2 separate regions of the Homo sapiens genome follow, and region 1 is linked to region 2. The links are chromatin contacts, found by Hi-C or POLR2A ChIA-PET in ENCODE. All regions are on one chromosome and are shown on one strand. Each heading gives the region's core, a stretch centred on a gene start or an enhancer-like site at or near the end of the contact. The rest is flanking DNA. Distances are from core to core; before and after follow the strand shown.

The links. Hi-C counts contacts between places; a loop is a spot of excess contacts on that map. ChIA-PET counts read pairs that join two places held with the same protein, here RNA polymerase II (POLR2A). Pooled maps may share reads with other maps.
Region 1: a loop to region 2 is called in a pooled map, with 22 times the contacts of the local background. The contact joins the promoter of VPS37D here to the promoter of FZD9 in region 2. A Hi-C loop is called at or near these places in 8 of 50 pooled maps. POLR2A ChIA-PET finds 5 or more read pairs at or near these places in 3 of 52 experiments (H1, WTC11 and activated CD4-positive, alpha-beta T cell).

Annotation. Positions count from the first base shown.
Region 1 is chr7:73,666,480-73,669,191 of GRCh38, reverse strand. It overlaps VPS37D (VPS37D subunit of ESCRT-I), which reads right to left and starts at 1,361. Exons shown (of 4, transcript NM_001077621.2): 1 at 1,096-1,361. The coding sequence starts at 1,233. RefSeq lists an enhancer at 204-1,199 and silencers at 1,181-1,480, 1,591-1,690, 1,701-1,750.
Region 2 is chr7:73,432,512-73,435,275 of GRCh38, reverse strand. FZD9 (frizzled class receptor 9) reads right to left here and starts at 1,498. Exons shown (of 1, transcript NM_003508.3): 1 at 1-1,498. The coding sequence starts at 1,268. RefSeq lists an enhancer at 806-1,679 and a silencer at 1,396-1,685.

The sequences.
Region 1 (2,712 bases), core at 112-2,611, 230 kb before region 2:
CGAGTTAAAAAACATCCACCTTATGGGGTTGTTGAGAGACTTAAGTGAGGAAAACTATAAAGGCCTCTACAAATGTTAGTTAATTTTTAATTTTTCAATTAATATGTCTGCTCAGGTCCCGGAGGAGTGCCCCTCCCTCCTCTGCCCCATTTTCCATGCATGGACAGCTTCCCTCTCACTCCAGGCCTTTGTCTGTTTCCTCCTCAGGTGTTTGCACCGAAAACACTCCCACCCCCTGCTCATCCTCTCCAGAGGGGTGTCTGCACCCCGTCCCCTCACAGCACCCCCTCGGGTCACCCTCTCTTCCCTTCCCACCCCTTCCTCTGCCTCCAGTGGAATCCTCACACCCCAAGGAATACACACCCCCTTTTCCTCCCTGCTCCGGGCTTACAGCAGCCCCGGCCCTGGAGAAGGCTTTTTCCTTGTCTCTAGCAGGGCCCAACCTCCCCTCCCTGCCCCTGGAGAACGCACTCCCCTCCATCTGTCCCTTGTGGGATGCACAAGCCCCTCCTCGCCTGCCTGCTTTCAACACACACTTGCCCTTTCTGCCCCCCACAGACAACCAGCCCGGGCCTATCTCCCGTGAAATATACAACTTTCTCTTACGGTGGCCTATGCAATACACACGGCAGCTTCCAGCACCCCTCCCCAACGCCAGGCACAAAGCCCCCTCTTGCGCCCCCAGAATGCGTGAACCCCCAACGGCCCCTCCAGGTGTCAGACAGGCCCCTAGTTCTCCCAGTGGAAGGCGCCTCCTCTTTCTGGCCCTTACAGAACGTGGGTGTGCGAGCCAGGGCCCCCCACAACACAGCCCCCCGGAACACACCTCCCCGGAGCATCCGCTGTAGGACACGCCTCGCGGCCATCCTGGGGGTGCACAGGCGCCCCCCTCGGGTCCCCGGCGCCCCACCCGCCCCAGGCCAGCTCCAAGCGCCCCCTCCCCCGGGGGTGGCTCCGCGGGGCCCACTCGTACGTGCCAGGCTCCGCGCCCACGGGCGGCCCCGCGGCCCGGCCCGCGCGGCCCTTCCCTCGAGCGGCAGGTCCCGCAGGCCGCTGCCCGTCCCCCGCGCCCCCCGCTCGAGCCCCCCGCGCTACCTTCCTGCTGAGCCGCACGATCCGGTCCAGCTTGGGCTCATCCTGAAGCAGGTCCCGGAGCTGCCCGGTGCTGAGGATCCCAAAGCGCCCCGGGCTGCCGGGCTCCGGCCCCGCCCGCGCCGCCCGGGCCCGGTACATGCCGCCCGCCCGCGCCCCCAGCTCGGCTGCTGGCTCGGCCCGCTCGGCCCGCTCCGCCCCGGCTCCGCTCCGCTCCGCTCCGCTCCGGCTCCAGGATCCGCTCCGGCTCCGGCCGCACGCACCGCTCCGCCGCCAGGGGGCGCCCCTCCCGCTCTTAAAGGAGCCGCGGCGCCGGGGCTGGGGGTGGGGCAGGGAGGAGGCGGGCCGCACCCCTCCCCGCCCCGGCCGCGCCGCGCCGCCTCCAGCACCCCAGGATCGCCCAGCAACCCGATCTCCCCGCCCCTCCCGGAATCTGAGCCGCCCTGCTCTGCGCCCCAGCACCGGCCCTGGCTCACCACGCCCCCAGGCACGGACTCTCCCACCCCGGGCGGTTACAATTTGCAGAGCCCGTGCACGTTTTCCCCTCGGATGGCAACAACAAATTTCTGACTTTGGCCGGGCGCCGAGGGCTCCTGCCTTGCAGCCCTCCCCAAGCCTCAGTTTTCTCTTCTGTAAAATGGGGTTGGAGATGGTGAGCGCTGACTTGCTGGCCGGGCGCGGTGGCTCTCTCCTGTAATTCCAGCGATTTGGGAGACCGAGAAGGGAGGATCGCTTGAGGCCAGGAGTTTGAGACCAGCCTGGGCAACATAACAAGACCCCCGTCTCTATTTAAAAAAATTTAAAAATTGTCAAAAGGGTGAAAAGAGGCCGGGCGCGGTGGCTCACGCCTGTAATCCCAGCACTTTGGGAGGCCGAGGCGGGCGGATCACGAGGTCAGGAGATCGAGACCATCCTGGCTAACATGGTGAAACCCCGTCTCTACTAAAAATACAAAAAAAATTAGCCGGGCGTGGTGGCGGGCGCCTGTAGTCCCAGCTACTCGCGAGGCTGAGGCAGGAGAATGGCGTGAACCCGGGAGGCGGAGCTTGCAGTGAGCGGAGATCGCGCCACTGCACTCCAGGCTGGGTGACAGAGCGAGACTCCGTCTCAAAAAAAAAAAAAAAAAGAGTGAAAAGAACAATTTTTAAAAGTATTTAAATGCTTTTAAAAAGTATCCGGACATGGTGGCATGCGTCTGTAGTCCTAGCTACTCAGGAGGCAGAGGTGGGAGATTGCTTGAGCTCAGTTTTGAGACCAGCCTGGGCAACACAGCAAGACCCCATCTCTATAAAAGTAAAATTAAAATGCTGAGGGATAGTGATATGGCTAGCAATGTTATAATGAATACACATAGTAGGTCAATACCCACTTGTTATTTTAGACATGCAGAAGCATCACAGAGGCCGGGCACGGTAGCCCATGCCTGTAATCCCAGCACTTTGGGAGTCCAAGGTGGGTGAATCATTTGAGGTCAGAAGTTTGAGACCAACCTGACCAACAAAAATTAGCCGGGCGTGGTGGTGGGCGCCTGTAATTCCAGCTACTCAGGTGGCTGAGGCAGGAGAATCGCTTGAACCTGGGAGGCGGAGGTTGTAGTGAGCCGAGATAGCACCACTCCAC
Region 2 (2,764 bases), core at 249-2,748:
GCCACGAAGCCGGTCAGGAGGAAACTACTGCCCAGCACCAGGTAGCCAGAGAGGGGCACCAGCACGAAGCCCGTGAGCGCTGCTGCATCCGTGCTGGCCACGTAGCAAAGCCCAGTCAGCTCATCACCCGCCACCTTGCGCAGGGTCAGGATGACGATGGTCTTGAGCGCGGGCAGGCCCCAGGCAGCCATGTGGAAATAGCTGCCGTGGGCCTCGATGGCCTCGTGGCCCCATTTCTTCCCGGCAGCCAGGAACCAGGTGAGCGTCAGGACCACCCACCAGAGCGAGCTGGCCATGCCGAAGTAGTAGAGCAGTAGGAAGACCAGCGTGCAGCCCGTGTTCTCCAGGCCCTCCTGGATCACGTAGAGCGCGCCCGCCTCCTGGTCACAGGCCACGCTCTGCGCTCCGGCCACCGCACGGATCAGGAAGGCCAGCGAGTAGACGTTGTAGCACATGGAGAGGAAGATGATGGGGCGCTCGGGGTACTGGAAGCGGTGGGGCTCCAGCAAGAAGGTGAGCACAGTGAAGGCGGTGGAGAAGAAGCACAGCGCCGACCACACGGCCATCCAGACCAGCGCGAAGTCCTTGTCGCGCCGGGACCAGAACACCTCGACGCCGGGCCCGCAGCGCGGTGCGCACGAGCGGCTCTTCTCCACGTACTGGAACTTCTCGGGGTTCTCGCAGGTGCCACTGCCGCCCGCGCCCGGGCCCAGGTCTCCGGGAGGGCGCGCGGGCCGCGGCGCCACGGGCAGCATGCCCAGGCCCTTGTGGGGCTCCGCGGGGCCGGCCGTGGCGTTCTCGGGCGCCTCCATGCACAGCGCGTGCGGGTCGTTGCGCGTGGGCAGCCGGGCGCAGTCGAGCGAGTCCGGCCAGCCGAAGTTGAACTGCTCCATGATGGGCGCGCAGCGCAGGCGCGCCTGCTCGCACATGGGCCGGCAGGCGGGAATGGGCGTCGAGACCTGGTCGGTGCACATGGGCGCGTAGAGCGAGCACAGGAAGAAGCGCAGGTGGCTGTGGCAGCCGTACTGCACCAGCGGCGCGAACTCCGCTAGCTCGGCAGCCGCCTCGCCCTGCGACGTGTGGCCCAGCAGGTTGGGCATGCGGGTCAGGTTGTAGCCGATGCCGCGGCACATGGGGATCTCCACCGCCTGGCACGGCGCAGCCCCGCGCCCGCGCTCCGGGTCGAAGCGGCCGATCTCCAGTGCCGCGCCGCCCGCCGCCAGCAGCTGCCACAGCAGCAGCGCCCCCCGCAGAGGCGCCACGGCCATCCCGGGAGGCCCGGGCCGAAGGCGGGAGCGCGGCCCCGGCTCACTCGGGCTCAGCGGTCCCGCGCCCCGGTGCCTGCCCGCCACGTCGCGGGGCGCGGGCCATCGCTGAGCCGCCCACGTGTGTCCGGGCGCCCTGGGCAGCGAGCGGGCAGCCGCCCGAGGGACAGGAGCCGCCGAGCCCGCCTAGCCGCCACCGCCGCTGCCACCGGAGCCGCCGCTGAGCCAGAGCCGGCGCAACCTCCCGGGGCCGAGGCTACCAGCCCCCGGGGCGGGGCTCCGGGAGGACACGCCCAGGGACACGCCTCCCACTGGGCTTTAAAGGCGCCGCGTCTCCCGGCCACGCGGAGCACGGGGTGGGGCCGGGCCTGGTGGGTGTCCGCCCGCTTGCCCTCCGCTTACACTCGGTTTCTTCCCTTCCCTTGCTGCCTGGGAGAGGCTGCGGGAAGTCCCCGTACCCACACTCTCAGACTGGGTCGCCTCATTTTACTCTAGGAGGGAGACTTTTTTTTTTTTTTTTTTTTTTTTGAGACGGAGTTTTGCTCTTGTCGCCCAGGCTGGAGTGCAGTGGCGCGATATCGGCTCACTGCAACCTCCGCCTCCCGGGTTCCAGCGATTATCCTGCCTCAGCCTCCCGAGTAGCTGGGATTACAGGCTCCTGCCACCACGCCCCTCTAATTTTTTGTATTTTTAGTAAAGACGGGGTTTCACCATTTTGGCCAGGCTGGTCTCGAACTCCTGACCTCAGGTGATTCACCTGCCTCGGCCTCCCAAAGTGCTGGGATTAGAGGCTTGAGCCACCGCGCCCAGCTGGAAGACTTTTTATTTTTATTTTTAATTGTTATTTCTTTTTAGAGACAGGGTCTCTCTGTGTCGCCCAGGCTGGAGTCCAGTGGAACGACCATAGTTCACTGCAGCCTCCATCTCCCGGGCTCAAGCGACCTTCCCGCCTCAGCCACCAGAGTAGCTGGGATTACAGGTGGGCACCACCACTCCCGGCTAATTTTAAAATGTTTTTGTAGAGACAGGGTCTCACTATGTTACCCAGGCTGGTCTTGAACTCCTGGGCTCAAGGGATGCTCCCGCTTCTGCCTCCCAAAGTGCCGGGATTACAGGCGTGCTCCACCGTGCCCGGCCAGGGGAGACCATTTCTAAGGCTTCCCACGTGTGGAAGTCTGCCTTGTACCCAGTGGCAGCTCAAATACAGCGTCTGCCTCTCCCCTCAGTGTATGTGACTTGGGGCTCCTCTCTGAGCCTCAGCTTGCTTTTCTGTAATGCAGGCAGATAATCCTACTGTTAAAATCAACAGTTCTGCCAGGCGCAGTGGCTCACCCCCACCCCCATCTTGCCCCATCAGCCTGGGCAACATAGTGAGACCTCGTCTCTAATAAAGAAAAAAAAATAGCTTTTTTTTTTTTGAGATGGAGTTTCGCTCTTGTCGCCCAGGCTCATCTCATCGCCCAGGAGTGCAATGGTGCGATCTTGGCTCACTGCAACCT